2 separate regions of the Mus musculus genome follow, and region 2 is linked to region 1. A link is a loop called in an ENCODE intact Hi-C map of the cell type or tissue named here. Cell type or tissue: left cerebral cortex. All regions are shown on one strand.

Evidence for each region. Peaks named below come from ENCODE experiments on the same cell type or tissue, not always from the same donor. Only the 100,000 strongest peaks of a DNase experiment are listed, where the experiment ranks them.
Region 2: it touches region 1 in a loop (2.6-fold over the local background); 6 of 42 quality-filtered maps call a loop at or near these places.

Annotation. Positions count from the first base shown.
Region 1 is chr1:9,938,854-9,946,853 of GRCm38, reverse strand. Mcmdc2 (minichromosome maintenance domain containing 2) reads right to left here. Exons shown (of 15, transcript NM_177722.3): 15 at 5,900-6,476. The coding sequence ends at 6,310. It overlaps Snhg6 (small nucleolar RNA host gene 6), which reads left to right and starts at 2,736. Exons shown (of 4, transcript NR_024067.2): 1 at 2,736-2,834; 2 at 4,137-4,244; 3 at 4,463-4,531; 4 at 4,699-4,829. It overlaps Snord87 (small nucleolar RNA, C/D box 87), which reads left to right and starts at 4,311; the gene lies at 4,311-4,384. In left cerebral cortex, no CTCF peak of the experiment used is centred here; DNase peaks (open chromatin) are centred at 2,687 and 4,436; H3K4me3 peaks cover 2,308 bases; H3K27ac peaks cover 956 bases.
Region 2 is chr1:9,769,158-9,777,157 of GRCm38, reverse strand. 1700034P13Rik (RIKEN cDNA 1700034P13 gene) reads right to left here. Exons shown (of 4, transcript NR_040462.1): 3 at 6,363-6,486; 4 at 5,902-6,198. Gm39590 (a long non-coding RNA gene) reads right to left here and starts at 922. Exons shown (of 5, transcript XR_865181.3): 1 at 405-922. In left cerebral cortex, a CTCF peak has its summit at 4,208 (motif pointing left); a DNase peak (open chromatin) is centred at 4,200.

The DNA of each region.
Region 1 (8,000 bases):
ACTGTACAGCGACAGTGTACTTATATACATAAAATAAATAAATAAATCTTAAAAAGAATTTGATTTTACTTTTTCATGTATATATTTCAGGCAAGATCATAAACATTTCTTTTTCTAGCATCTAGCCTAATGTTTTGTAGCCAGGACTCAAGAATAGAGACTGAGATAAATAACATGGATAAAATATGAAAGTCCAGGCCATTGAGATGCCTTGACCAATAAGGGTGTTTGCTGTACAAGCCTGCCAACCTGAGCTCCAGCTTAAGAACACATATAAGGTGGAAAGACCGAACAAGTCCATGGAGCTCTTCTCTGGCCGCCATGTGAGCACACACATAATGTGCCCCTGTAAACATGACTTTTATTTACCTGAAATCATTGTTATCTCTGAGGCTTTCTGCCTTTGGCTTCTAATCTAGGCCTAGTCCTGTAGCTTCTAGCCTTCGTGCAATCTAATCTAGGCTTTTAATGTTGTCAGTCTCTGAAACTTACTGCTGAATAAGTTCACCCCTTCCTATTCTTTCTGAACTTTGGCTGGCAGGCCTGCCCAGGTGCTCTGGCTCGGACTCCTCTCCAAGCTGACTGATTCAATCTGGCTTCTCAATTTCTGACTTTTTACTCCACTTGGCCTCAAACTAACTCTGGAAATCTGTTCTCATCTTCTGGCTCTTTCTCCTTCTCTGGCTTATTCTTTCTTCACCTGTTCTCTCTCTGTAACTTGTTCTCTCTTTGTAATCTGTCTCTGTATAACTGTCCTAGTAAAATGGCCTTTTCTCTGCCTGCCCCTCAAGTAGCTTTCCTTGTATCCTATTCTATTAAATCTTTCTCTGATTTATCACTTTGCCTGCCATTCAATTAGACATCACTTTTAAACATGATACTTCCTTCTACAAACTAATTTTATCTTCCTTGTTGGGATTCAAGGTGTGTACTAAGGGCGTGTCTGTATTAAGGCCAGAAGAAATAAAGGTATATGCTAAGAGCAGAGCCACACCACAATTAAAAACTTGTTCTTTTTTAAACTAAATAACATAATCTTAGAGTTCACTGTGTGAGCAAATATCCTACAATACACTACCAATTAAAAAAAATCAAAACTAGAAAATCAATGCAGTCATAACATTCACAAACAAGGTAACTTTGCTGGGTAGTTTGATGTCAGTTTGACACATGCTATAGAGGAGGGTCCCTCAATTGAGAAACTGCTAACATAAGACTAGGCTGTATGCAAACCTATAGGGCATTTTCTTAATTAGTGGTTAATGAGGAAGGCACAGGATGAGCCAAAGAATGAGAAGGAGCCAGAAGATGAGAACAGATCGCCAGAGTTAGTTTGAGGCCAAGGAGAGTAAAAAGTCAGAGGCTGAGAGAGAAGCCAGCTCTTTGTAGGTGAGGATACCCCTGGGCCAGGGATCCTGAGACGCAAGCTGAGAAGGCATGAGATAAGCCAGTAAGCTTCACCCCTCCATGACCTCTGCATTGGTTTCTGTACTGCTTGAGTTCCTATTTTGACTTCCTTCAGTGATGAATAGTGGCTTAGAATGCTAAATCAAATGAGCCCTTTCCCTCCCCAATTTGCTTTTGGTTGTGGTGTTTCATCATGACCATTAAGTTCAACAATAGTAACTCTAACACATTAGGTGACTACTTTCTTTTTTTTTTAAAGATATATTTATTTATTTTTATGTATGTGAGTACACTTTAGCTTTCTTCAGACACACCAGAAGAGGTCATTGGATCTCATTACAGATGGTTGGGAGCCACCATGTGGTTACAGGGATTTGAACTCAGGACCTCTGGAAAAGCAGTCAGTGCTCTTAACTAGCTGAGCTGTCTCTCCAGCCCGGTGACTACTTCATGACTAAGAAAAATTCTATTACTATTACAAATCAAACTCATTAACAGCTTCTCCTTTTTTTCTTTCTTTCTTTCTTTTTTTTTTTTTCTTTCTTCTTTAGGTTTTTTCGAGACAGGGTTTCTCTGTGTAGCCCTGGCTGACCTGGAACTCACTCTGTAGACCAGGCTGGCCTCGAACTCAGAAATCCGCCTGCCTGGGATTTAAGGGAATAAGTGCTGGGATTAAAGGTGTGCGCCACCACGCCCTGCACGCTCCTTTTTTTCTGACAATCAATTTTTATCTCTCTTTCTGTGAGTGTGTCCGTGTGCTTGCTGCTTCCAGAACACTAACTCTAATGGAGCTGCTGTGGGCTGGGGATGTCTTAGCAGTTAAGAACACTGACTGTTCATCCAGAGGACCCAGGGTTAGATTCCCAGCACTCATATTGTAAGTTGGGTCACATATAACCCCAGTTCCAGGGCATCTGACACTCTCTACTGAACTCTGTCAGTACCAGGTTCTCGGGCGAGGCACACATGGCTAGCGTGCAGGCCAAACACCCATACATATAAAATACATCTTAGAAAAAAAAAATTAAATAGTTTCTAATACCAACGGTTTTTAAACACTGAAGTAGGTGAGGATGTAGAAGACCCAGCAAACATAAGGACCTGGACTGGGAGACTGTCCTATTTTAAGGCATTATTCATTACTTGAAAAATCAATTAAAAAGCTCTAGCGGAAGTATTCGCACTAATTCCCACAACCTGCTCCCTCCGCCCCACTAGAAACACAGAGCCGGAAGAGGAGGGGGTGAAGGCGAGCACGCAGAAGAGGGCTGGCCGGAAGAGGCGGGGCCTACAGGAGCGCCTTAGGGTCGCGCACGCTGGGCCACTTCCTTTCTCGGCAGCGCCGTAGAGCGCGAGCAGACGGTGCAGCATGGCGCACAGCGGAGGCCGCGGGCGGCCGAACCCGGCGTGTCCTTGGGCGTTTCCAGGTGCGAATCCTGCGGTCTGCTTAACCCCGTGTGTGCGGAGAGGGCTTCCTTGTTGGCGGCGTCCGTCTCTAGCCGGGTACGGGGGCCCCATGGCTCCCGGGTTCGGTGTGGCCCTTGGCCCGCTGTGAGCGGCGGGGCGCGTTCCCAATGGTCTCCAAATCTTAACCGAGATTAGTTATAAGGCCTGCTCCTCTGGACGCTTCGAAGTGCGGGCACAAGCGGCCGCTTCTGGCGGCAGCTTTCATCTGGGCCTGCACCCTGGCGGGAGCCCCTTTGTATCCCCAAGAAAAGCCACCATGCGGTCTGTTTCAGGCTTCCTAAGTGAGTAATCCATAGGAAATTTTACAGAGGCGGAAAAGTACTGCTTCTAAGATGTTAAGACCGCCAATTTTAGGCTTTTTTTTTTTTTTGGCTTTTTTTTTTTTTAAAGATTAATAGTTTGATCTGAAGTATTGGCATCACTCTAAAAAGCTTGTATTCATGGATCAACCCTGTAAGTACGATCTAAAGTTGGAGCAAAATTTTCAAACTATTTGAAAGCCACGCAGGGTGGGGATGCTGGCAAAAGAAGGTGGTGGTAAGTTCTGAAGCGTGTGGATACAAAAGAACACTACATTTCAGGCCTGCATGTTATACTTTACTGTTGGTATCTGTAAGCCAAATTGGGTACTCTGGATTTCTGTAAACTCAGCGTTTCAAATATGAAAATGATTAAGGATTTCTCATCGGTTTGCAGGTGATAAGTCATCACCAGTAATCGGTTCAATCATTCATTCTCTGATTTGTGACTCTGGCCATGCCGTTTCCTGTTCTAATGTCCCAGTGATGGTCTGCACAATTGCATATATGCCTCAAGCTTTTCCGTGCAAGCACCAAGACTGAGAAGCCAAGGCTTGGTACTCAGTCCTTTAAGTTAGTACTGGCAGTGAAGGGCGTGAGTAAAATGTTTTTCTGTCTGTGATGGACGGATGATGGGACAGGAACTGAAGCACCACAGGAACCTGGAGTTAGCGGATGCCGAAGCCATGGAGGATGCTATTAGCTTACGCTTTGGTTCTTAGAGAACACAGGGCCTCCAGCCCAGGGGAGGTGGCTGCCCCCTTACCCCAGTCACTGATTATGAAAATGCCTTACAGGCGTGCTTGTCCACAGCCCTATCTTAAGGATGCATTTTTACAATTGTAGCTTCCTACACCAGTGATTAGCTTGTGTCAAGGTGACATAAAAGTAGCCAGTGCACACTCATGCAAGGTATTAAAACATGGAAGTAAAATGAGAGTTCACAAATATTTTAATTTTTAGGTGCAACAAAACCTGCTCATTTGAAGGTGCTTGAACAAATATTTTCTAAACACTTGTCATGGAGAGTGATTGAAACAAGCTGCCAGGACTACATTTGCCAATAACAAGGTACAAATTGTGTGTGTGGTTTTTTTTTTTCTTTGAGGTTTGATTAACAGGGCCTTAATAGCTGGCACAATGATGACTTAAGTTTTTGCCGTTTACCCAGCTGAGTGTTTCTTTGAAGAGAGAATCTTAAAAGACTGAGATGCCAGCAGTATATAGATGATGCAAATGACTAACATGTGACGCCATTGTTAAAATGGGTTACTGTTTGTTCTCCCCAGCATGTAGGTGGCTGTAGTGGATGTCCAACTTTGGGAGCTGTGATGTCTAAAAACCCTTTATTGTTTTGGGTAAGTTTGCTTAATCAGTCATGTATCTGGATTCAATACTGTTTGATAACACTGAGGGGCTGGGGCCAGTTCGTTTTGAAGATCATTAGGGTGAACACCTGGGCCTAGTTTGAGATGGAAGAAAAATGATTTGGGGTTTCTGACTTTTTTTTTTTCCTTTTGGGAAGGTGCAGCTTACATATTGGAAGGTAAAATGAAGGCCATGAACAAAGTCAAGAAGCCATAAACAGAAGCAAATGGTGAAAATTAATATCTAATTTAATATTAATAAGTTATATATAAATAAACAGTTATTCTTAATTGCTGTGGGCAGTAATTTCTTTAAAATGTCATTCTCGTAGTAAAATAAACTCGTCTTTCATGAGCTGCGGACTTTTTGTCAATGCAATCCTGATGGCTGGCTAGTAAGTAGCCAGTAATGCACAGCAGGAAAGAAAGTGATTGGCAATCTGTCTAGGATCACTTGAAACTCTCAAACTGGATTTCCTCGAGTGAAGACTTGGCTAAATCTTTAACCAATAGAATCCCTAAGTTTAGTAAGTAGCTTAAAAATTCAACATTCTGATGACTTGGGCCTTTGTAAGGGCTGGGGAAGTTTAACTGGCTTAACAAGGCACAAAGCTCTGGATTTGATTCCCAGGATAGAAATTTCGAACATTAGGCTTTCCAGGTGTGTTGGCTGTTTAGATAAGAATTGTTTTGTTTTTACCCTAGAGACCTAGACTTAACCACATCATATGAAAAGGCACAAGGCAAGTCTTGTTTGTATGTACTATATCATTAACTTGCTGTTCAGATCAAGTACCAAAATACAAGGTGCTGTGGGACCCTGTAGTACCTACCACCTCCTGGCAGGAAGACGACTTGACCCCAGGAATGTTGTCTTTAGTGTCACTTTGGTTGTATCCAGCAGAAGGCATATATAAGATTTTCACAGCTTTCCTTAACTCTCCACATTTAGCTTTATAAAGCTATATGCCCATAATGCACATGTTAAATAAAGAAAAGCCTTACATAGGCACTTTGGGTCATTAAGTTGCACTGACTTGAACTCATCACTGGTAATTAATGAGCTCAAGCTGGGTATGTTGGTAGGTAAAGTGTTGCTACCTGATGGGTGGAATGAACAAAACCTTTTTCACACTACAATGTTCTCTACTGTGTGTGTGTCCATGATATATATACTGGAGTTTTTGATGTCAAGCTCCTTGGTAACATAATTTCTGTTCTTGGTTTAGATGTTGGGTTAGTTGCAAATTTGTAATTATGAAGGGGCCACATTTCATACTCTAAATGACATTCTAACAAATAACCTTGAGATGATACATAGTCTGAACCATTACTCTGAAATCATACATTTACCAAGGCTTATGGGGCATGAAAGGTAATTTTTCCTTTTTTTTTATTAGGTACTTTCTTCATTTACATTTCCAAAGCTATCCCAAAAGTCCCCCATGCCCTCTCCCCCTTCCCCCCTCCCACTTCTTGGCCCTGGCGTTCCCCTGTACTGAGGCATATAAAGTTTACAAGACCAATGGGCCTCTCTTTCCACTGATGGCCAACTAGGCCATCTTCTGCTACATATGCAGCCAGAGACACGAGCTCCTGGGGGTACTGGTTAGTTCATATTGTTGTTCCACCTATAGGGTTGCAGACCCCTTCAGCTCCTTGGGTACTTTCTCTAGCTCCTCCATTGGGGGCCCTGTGTTCCATCCTATAGCTGACTGTGAACATCCACTTCTGTGTTTGCTAGGCCCGAAAGGTAATTCTTAAATTGCTTATTCATCACTAGAAAAGACAGTTGTCCCAGGTCCACATGTGGCAATAAACTGTTGGAGCTGCTGTTGGCACTGAGTCAGGTAGAGATCTCTTTGCTCTAAATATTCTTCATTATACAGCTCAAATGGAAATAATGCATTGGGAGCAACACAAAATGGAGTGGCCCCTAAATGAAGAACAAAATAGTGTAAATGAGACTTTAAAAATGGAGGTATGTTTCAACAAAATGAGGATTTAAAAGTTAACTACTGAATATTGAGTTTCATCATAGTTTTATTTTGAGTAGTCTTGGCTGGCTTGTGTCTACCTCTGAGCACTGATTATCACATGTAGCTGATTTAAACATTTTAAAATATAAAATGGTCTTTAGTATGTGTTCCCCAACCAGGTTCTAGAGCCCTCTCTCAGGCCCATTCCTCTATACATGTTCTGTATTACGGAATCCTCACCTCTGATCGTTCTCCCCACACTCAGGACCAGGCTGCCCTCCACTACAAGCCTGTGCCATCAGTGTTGACTGTATACTATCATTAGTTTATTGTGTATCATAAATACTTTAGTATTTACATTTGAGAAAACCATCCCTCCCTGGATCTCATCCCCCAGCTACTGCCCTTTTTTCCTCATCAAAGTTCAGTTGTCTGGGCTGTTTCCATAGCCACACCTATCCAATCCTCATTTCTACTCTAGCTCCACACAGGTCTGATCGTGGGCACTACAAAACTCTGGCTTAACAGATGGAATTGTAATCTCCATAGCATGTGTCCAGTGTTCACTCACTTTGGAAACCCTTTCTTTGCTTGTGGAACACCATACCTTTCTTCTATATACTGGTTTCTGCTTGTTAGCTTTTTCTTTTTTCCATCCCATTTCTAAACATGAATTCTTCAAAGACAGTTATATAGAATTCTCTATATTTTAGGTGGTTTCATCCTTCATCCACTTGACTTAAAATACCATCTCTGTTCTAATTCTTATATTTCCAGGCTAAAACTCCTTAAGATTCAGTTTTTTTTTTAAATACTGTGTGTGTGTTTATAGTTTGATTGGCAATGACTTAGTCACCTGACTTCATTTTCTTGCATGCACCTGTACTTAACTGCAGTGCCTGCCCTCATCTCAGCCTTCAGGTTAAATAACCCTTACAGAAGTCTCTTTTATTCTTGTCTTACTGCAATTCTCCAGAGTATTTATCTGTTGTCCAAGTTCAGCTGACATGCATATCATCTCCAGTCTTGGGAACATTTTTTTTTTAAGATTTTTATCTATTTAAGACTACACTGTAACTGTCTTCTGACACACCTGAAGAGGGCATTGGATTCCATTACAGATGGTTGTGAGCCACCACGTGTTTGCTCACGAACCCAGGAAGAGTCAGTGCTCTTAACTGCTGAGCCATTTCTCCAGCCCTCGGGGGACATCTCTTTAGACATTTAAAAAATTATTTGTCCCCTGACTGCCCTCTGAAAGACCCAACAAGCAGCTGAGTGAGTCAGATGCAGATATTTGCACCCAACAAATGGCAGAAGCTGCTGACCCCTGTGGTTGAATTTGGGGAAAGCTGGAAGAAGCTGAGGAGGAGGGCAACCCTGTAGGAGGATCAGTCTCAACCTGGACCTTTGAGATCTCTCAAGACACTGGATCACCAACCAGGCAGCATACACCAGCTGATATAAGGCCTCCAACACAG
Region 2 (8,000 bases), 170 kb after region 1:
TCAGCTATTAAAAACAATGAATTTATGAAATTCTTAGACAAACTTAAATTTAAATGACCAAAACACCTTGAATAGACTACAGAGGCCTCGTGTCAGGAGAGATCAAATGAGATGATTACTGTTAACTAGACAATTAATTAGTCTCAAAGAGTGGCAGTTGTAGTGGGGGAGGTGCAAAAAAAAAACCAAAAGGTTCACGAGCCTTCTCTAAAGGGAACAGCTAGCAACAGCCAGCAGCTAGTTATTGCTATAGAAGGGCATAGACCCAGTGTTGCCCTGGGTACTAGTAACTTTTCTTGATATTGTCAAATACCAACAAAATGCTGGACAAAAGTAACTTAAGAAAGGAAAGATGAGCCAGGAAGATGGTTCAGTGAGGAAAGGCACCTGTCTCCTAAACTCACCTGATTAACTAGGTCCATACTTAATGCTTACATGCTGCAAAGAAAGAAATGACTCCTGAAAGCTGTCCTCTGACTCACTTGTGCGCGTACACACACACACACACACACACACACACACACACACACACACACAGAGTATCATGCTCATGGTGAGACTGAGGAAGGTGAATATCATTTGTTCCCATACACACTTGGCCCCCACCCCACAGGCACTAGCTCCCTCAATATCAATGTCTCCACCCCCACATACTTGTGTTTCAGCTGATAGACCTACATTGCAACATTATCACCCAAATTCCACATTGTACATCAAGATCACTCTTGGTGCTATGAAGTCTGTGGCATTGGACACACGTATAATAACATGTACCCACCATTGTTATAGCATCTTGCAAAATAGTTGTACTTCCCTACAAATCTTCCATGCTGTGTCTATTTATTCTTTCTTCTGCACAGCCCTTGATCTTTGTTACCGTCTCTGCAGCTCTGGATAGCATGCAACTGATCTATATAGTAAGTGGCCTTTCAGACAAGGTTACTTTCCCCTCGTAACATACACCCTCCTCCAGTCTTCCCATGGCTTAAATGTTCATTTGTTTTCAGTGCTGAAAAAAATGTTCCATTATGTGAACATGCCAGTTTATTTACCCAAAATACCACTCTGGGCCCTTGTGGTGGCTGCCATGCTTTCTGCAGTTATGAACAGAGTGAAGCAGTAGTTTACTTTTGTGCCACTGTGACCGAAAAGCGCAACAGAAGCAGGTGAGAGAAGTCTGGTTGTGGCTCAAAGATCCAGCCCGCCTGCAGCTGGGAAAGCCCAGAGAGCTCCATGTGTTCAGCGTGGTGGGGCTTTCCTATCATGGGACAAGGGGACAGTAGCAGAAGCAGAAGCTGCTCACCATCTTTAACAGCCCTCTCCAGGCACCTGCTTCCACCAGCCTAGGTCCCGCCCCCTACAGAGTTCAGAACCCACCCCAAATAGTAGCACAGGCTGGGGAACAAAAGTTTAAAACATGAACATATATCGAGAGACGTTTCAGATTCAAACCATCGCAAGCTGCTGTGAATATTCTTTGCAAATTTTTCTGCAGAGAGAGCATTTTTGTTCATAGAGTCTGAACATAGGTGCCAATTCTCCTGGCTAGATCCTGACGAGCCACGTGTAACCTGCCAAGCCAGAGCATTTATTTAATGACTAAATATCGCTCCTGTAAAAACACAATGGGAATCGAGAAAACAGCTGAGTAAAGTATTTGCCATGCAAGGATGAAGACCTAAGCATCCCTACAAGATAGACTGTTTTAAAAGCCGGGGCCATTGGCATTCACTTGTAATCCTAAGATAGAGACAATCAGATCTCTGGGGCTCTCTAACCAGTCAGCCTACTTGGCAAGTTCCAGACAGTCACACACACACACACACACACACACACACACACACACACACACACACACACACAGAGGAGATGGTACTTGAGGAAGGACAATAGAGATTGACCTCTGACCTCCATGTGCACACACACATAAGCATAATGAATTCAGGTATAGTGAGTGGCACATGCGTATAAACCATCCAATTGGGAGGCTCAGGTAGTATGACAGAGAGTCCAAGGCTAGCCCGGGCTAGATAATAACCCAGGCATTGTCACAGAATGGGGAGTCAAGAACAAAGGAGAGGGGAAAGCCGAGAAGGGAAGGGAGGAAAGAAGAACAATGAATTAAAACTGTATCACCATGATATTATGAAGTAAAAGTTTGAAACAGACCATCTCAACAAGTGTTTTGAGAACTATCATCATTGTCATCATCGTCACCACCACCACCATCATCATCATCACATTCATCTACTGACCCAGCATCAGACAGTCACACAGTCAAAGTGTGTCAAGGTTTCTTGGTACTTGTGTTCTTTAGCTCTGACACTTTGGACTGGATGATGTGGACAAGCCACTGTCCTAGTAAAGGTAACATCGCTATGCCTCTTCATCCAATCTGTAAAATGGGAGCTTTTAAATGTCTCTATGTCATGAATAAATGAATTTCTACCCACAAACTCTTAGAATTATAACTTGCATGTAAAGTTCCTTAGATAGGATAAATATGTATGTGGCTCTCTTGTATACATGTTGGCCTCATACATCTCCAGTGAGGTTATCTAGCTGAATCCAAGTATCAACCAGGTAGGCAGATTTTACTTGCAAGCCCACAGTGTAGCCTGTTATTCTTTCATGGGTATAGCAGAAGCACTGTCATCAAACCAGGCCACATGGTGCCAGTCCCTGAGACAATGAGGTTTGGTGAGAAAGAAAGTTTATTCTCAGGACAGCTGAGCCTAGACGGTGGCCCAAGTTCTCAGGTTAGGGTTGAGGATATTTGAGACAAGGCTGCTGACTGGAGGGTGGCGCCTGCATATTGGCAGAGAAATAATAAGAGGTCTGTGGATGTGCTAGCAAACTTCCCGGCTCCCCAGGATCCTCATGGTGTGAAAGTGGTGATGTTGGCATGATTCCACAGTGCCATGTGGCGTCCTGACATCAAATAGCGGTTATCAGACACTTAGGCAAGCCCAAGTAAAGTGCTGTTGTTATTGTTGTTTTTTAAAACAAAAACAGCTTTCTTTTTTTTTTTTAAAAGATTTATTTTATTATTATGTGTAAGTACACTGTAGCTGTCTTCAGACACACCAGAAGAGGGAGTCAGATCTTGTTACGGATGGTTGTGAGCCACCATGTGGTTGCTGGGATTTGAACTCTGGACCTTTGGAAGAGCAGTCGGGTGCTCTTACCCACTGAGCTATCTCACCAGCCCCCCAAAAACAGCTTTCTAGTCCCTGAGAAGTAATCAAGGCCACTGTTACCATTATAACAAAGTCAAAGGTCCTATCTACTGTAGACTCAGTGGGAGATTAAACGTACCCCACTATGTGACCTCCAAAAATGAGAAGTTTTCAAGTCAAGTGAAGGCACAGATCTGAAAGCAACGGAGTTACCATTTCAACGGGAGATGTCTGAGTCAAAAAAAAGGAATTTTATATTCATAGCACAGCAAAGCCACCAAACATGAACACCGGTATGCTGGTGTCCTGCCCGTTGCCCACAAGCCTTCAGGGGAGACATAACATAGAACAGACAGCTTGGGGAACGAACACATTGCTTTCACAACAGGTGAGAAAGCACTGAGTTTAGCCTGTCCTAGAGGAACTTGTCACATGCCACAACTCAAGATTGCTCTTTTCATGTAGGAGTGTCTCTCAAAAGCCTGTCTGTCTTTCTCCCTCCCCCTCCCTCCCTTTCCCCCCCCTCCTTCCCTCCCCACCTCTCTCAGATTCCACCAAGACTCTTACCACAACCTTTGTAGGTCAGACTACAGCAGTATTCTCAGAGAGGGGAACTGGTTTATTTAGTGGCCACTGCCTAAGCTGCCGAAGTGGGAGGCAGATAGTGAAGTGGAACCTGGAGCTTGGGCATGCTTGTGTAAAACTAGCCTGACCAACCCTGAGTGAGTGAGTGAGTGAGTGAGTGGAAAACTGACTTGGTTCAGAACCTTATGCCGGGTTTAAAAATAGGGATGTGGCCACACTTCTGTTCCTGTATATACTGGGAAGCAAGGAAGAATTCTTTTTCATTGTCAAAATCGTACACTGCATTCATTGAGCCAAATTATCCAGCTGTATGATCTTTCCCGTACTCATTAACCGTCTATTTGACTGAAGCAATGTGAAATTTTGAAATATTTTCTGGTTTCATTAGTACTCTAGGAATTTGAGTGCTTGACCCACACTATTCAAAGGGAAAGCCCGCCCCCTAGAGGCCAGGGCGCTCATGTTTACAGTCCTCCAGGAGGCTAGCGTTAGAAAGTTCCATGCTGTAAACACAGTACAGTGTGTGTGTATGAAATTCTCACAAAAGATTTAATAAAATAGCATACTTCATCAAGGATTAATAAATAAATATTTGGTAAATATTTAAAAACATTTTTATCTTAAAGCCCTCAGTAAACTGGTGTGTAATGATTAAAGAATTAGAAATACTTATTACTTGATTTAATTATTATATACTATATATATGTATACTAAATTGCCAGCTTACTTCATACACTAAGCACAAAAAGAACAAGTAGTATGTCTCAATAAAAAATAAAATACGTGAATATGTATGGAAGCTTTATTTTTTAACACAATAAGGACTTTTTCCCCCCCAAACAAGTCAGCTTAGGGAGGTGGGATGGTATACACCCGTTTCCAAAACTCTAGAGGCTGGAGCGGAGCTAGGGGGAGTTTGAGGACAGCCTGGGTTATAAAAAAAAATGACAACAAAGGTTGATTTGAAATGTGACAGCTTTTCTTTGTTGCTCTGTATCTGGAAACAAACGTGTAACTCTGTCTACTTACAAATGTCCAAGTTTCACTGAGGTGTTGTTTTATTTCTTACTGAATCAGAGTCTTGATAGGTAGCCCAGGCTGGCCTTGAACTCCCTATCCTAAGTCAGCTTCTTGAATGCTGGAATTATAGATGGATACCAACATGTCTGGCTAGCTCATTAGAATAAAAAAGGTAATTCAGTGAGGGGACATATACAGTGTCCTCACTACTTGACAACCTTGGCATGTCAGAGCCTCTGTGAAGAGTTATCATCACTGTACAGGATGCTAATAGTATTTCAGATGAGAGCTTCTGTAGATATCAATTGGAGTAAGTACGGAAACGGAAGACTAAGCTACAAGAAAACCTAAGAACATTTGTGAGGATATGGAGAAAACAAAATCTGTGGAAACTTTCTCCTTCTTCAGAATGAATTCCCTGTTGTGACTGTTAGTTTGGTGGTGGTGGTGGTGGTGGTAGTGGAGAAGGTCATTTTTGTTAGGTTTTTATTGCTGTGTTAAACAACATGAACAAAAACAACTTGGGGAGAAAACACACACACACACACACACACACACACACACACACACCATCAAACTCTAATCAGGACAGGAGTGCTTTGCTTTGTTTTGCTTGTTTTTGTTGAGTCAGGGTCTCCGTGTACGAAAGGCTGGCCTTGAGATTCTTCTGCCTCCCTTAGGATAGATGCTCAGAAGATGATGAGACGAGTAAGGGCACTTGCTACAAAGCCTAATGACCCAAGTTAAATTCCCAGAATCGACAGTGGGAGGAAAACACTGACTTTTGCAAATTGTCTAACTTCCATTTGTGTACACAATGTGCCACACCCCTAACACAAAATCAATAACTGTGAAAAGTTTTTTAAATTTTACTAAGAGAAAAATTTAAAACCCATTAAAAAGCTAATTATTAGACTGGGCATGGTGGCATATGCCTTTAAAACCAGTACTCAGGAGGCAAACAGAACCAAAAATAAAGGGACAGAAGGTTGTTTGCTTATCTGGAGGATAAGAGTTTTGAATGCCTATAAAGTTGTGAAAAAATAGCTTGTGAGCTGAGTATAGTGACCCACAACTTTAATCTCAGTAATTAAGAGGCAGAGGCATGTCTCTGTGACTTCCAGACCAGCCTGGTCTACATAGTGAGTTCTAGGCTAACCAAGGCTACATAGTAAGATCCTGTCTCAGAACAACAGACAAATAACTAAGAAACTTGTTATGAAATAGGACTTGGTCTATAAGACACTAAAAAAATCAGAAATGGGGCAGAGTCCAGAAAATATTCCAAGACTGGTGCATATACAAGATCTTACACATTTTCAAAGTAGCATTTCAAATTAGTTGAGAGAAGATAAACATCTCAGAGATAATTTGCTATCTTCAGACTTCTGGTATTTTAAGATCTAAATGTCTCCTGTAATACAAAAAGAAAAAAATCATGAAATTATTTCTAAAGTGAATAGAAACAAATATTTTTAATGAACTTTGGGTAGGAAAGTACTTTCTGAGGCTGACAGAAGGCCATGAAGAAAACGACAGATTGGCCAGATCCAGAGATTTAACACCTTGAGCTCAAACCTGTTCTTCCTTGCATATTTTCTTCTCCTCAGGAGTCCCAGAGGCTAGCCGTGTTCAGCAATGACAGCATGTAAGGAACAGGGCTTGGAGCGGGGAGGTGTCCTGTGGGCTGGGCTGGGCATCACTGCATGCCCGGGGAAGAAAAAAGGATTTCACATTTAGGGGGTTGATATATAGGCTTGCCAAACATTTTAAAATGAATTAAATGGAGTAAAGATTCACTTATACCTTCCCCTCAACACCAACATAATTTCCACACTGTACAAGACAACATACTGAAATAAAGAGATGAGCAGGGTGTAGTAGTCCACACCTGTAAACCCAGTGCTTGGTGGCAGAGATGTGTATGCTCACAGTTCCAGACCATCCTGTCCTACATAATGGAATTCTAGGTCAGTTAAAGCTACGTATCAAAAAGCCAAAATAGGGGCTGGAGAAGTCGGTGCTTAAAAGTACTTGTCCTACCAGAGGACCCAAGTGCTTTCCCAGTGCCGTTATCAGCACAAGGCTCTGGGAACCCAAGCTCCAGGGGATCCCATACTTTCTTCTGGTGTTCATGGGCACAGGTAAACATGCACGCGCATGTGCGCGCGCGCGCGCGCGCGCACACACACACACACACACACTGTAAATAATAACAGTTTTAAAAGTAATCCAAGTATGGTGACACACACCTGTGTTCCCAAAACTTGGGAGACAGAGCAAAAATATTAGGATTCTTGGCTACACTGTAGTGAAAACTTTGGTTTCTTAAAAAACCCAGTTACATGAATATGTTTTTGGTTAATCCCAGGTGTGGGGTAAGAGGCTGCATATAGCAGGCGATTACGATTTGCCTTGTGTACTAACAGGGCTGTGATTTTTGCCAGCTGCAGATAGTTCAATTCTGGGGATTCCAGAGAAGATACAAATGAGAGACCCCGAGAGGGCCTGTGGGGGTTGCTGCTCTCCTTGCTGCTGTGTTTGCTTCAGTTACTGGTTTGCTGCACTGTTGAATATTCTGACAAGTATTGGGATTGCTCAACGTCCCTATTCAACAGGAAGTGGCCTAGAGTAGTGTGCATTCCCCTTTCTCTCTAACCTTCATTTCCTCCTAACTACTGTGGAGGCGGAAGGGATCAGGGTGGGAAAAAGGTTGGAAGGGAGGCAGAGGTATAAGAATCCAATAAAAGGACAGCCAGGGCTATACAGAGAAACCCTGTCTCGAAAAACCAAAAAAAAAAAAAAATAATAAAAAAAAAATAGTAAATTGATATACCAACACTACACAGCAAGTTCAAGGCCAGCATAGGCTACCCTGTCTCAAACAATGACTTACAAAAAGAATATCTTCAATTGTAACAAAGGATTATTATTTATAATATATAAAGAATTTATTTAAAAAAAAAAAAAGAAACAAAAGCAAATAACCAAGGGGTTGGGAGACAAAGTAGAGAATTGTCTTGGTTAATGCTTTATGCTGGGAAGGGACACCATGACCAAGGCAGTTTATACATTTAAAAAAGGCATTTAATTGGGTGCTTGCTTACTGTTTTAGAGGGAAAGTCCATGACCATCGTGGAGTGTATCAAAGTAGCAGGAGTGGAGGAACTGGGAAGAGTGCGCGCGGGGGGTGGGGAGGGGGCCAGTGGCCACGGG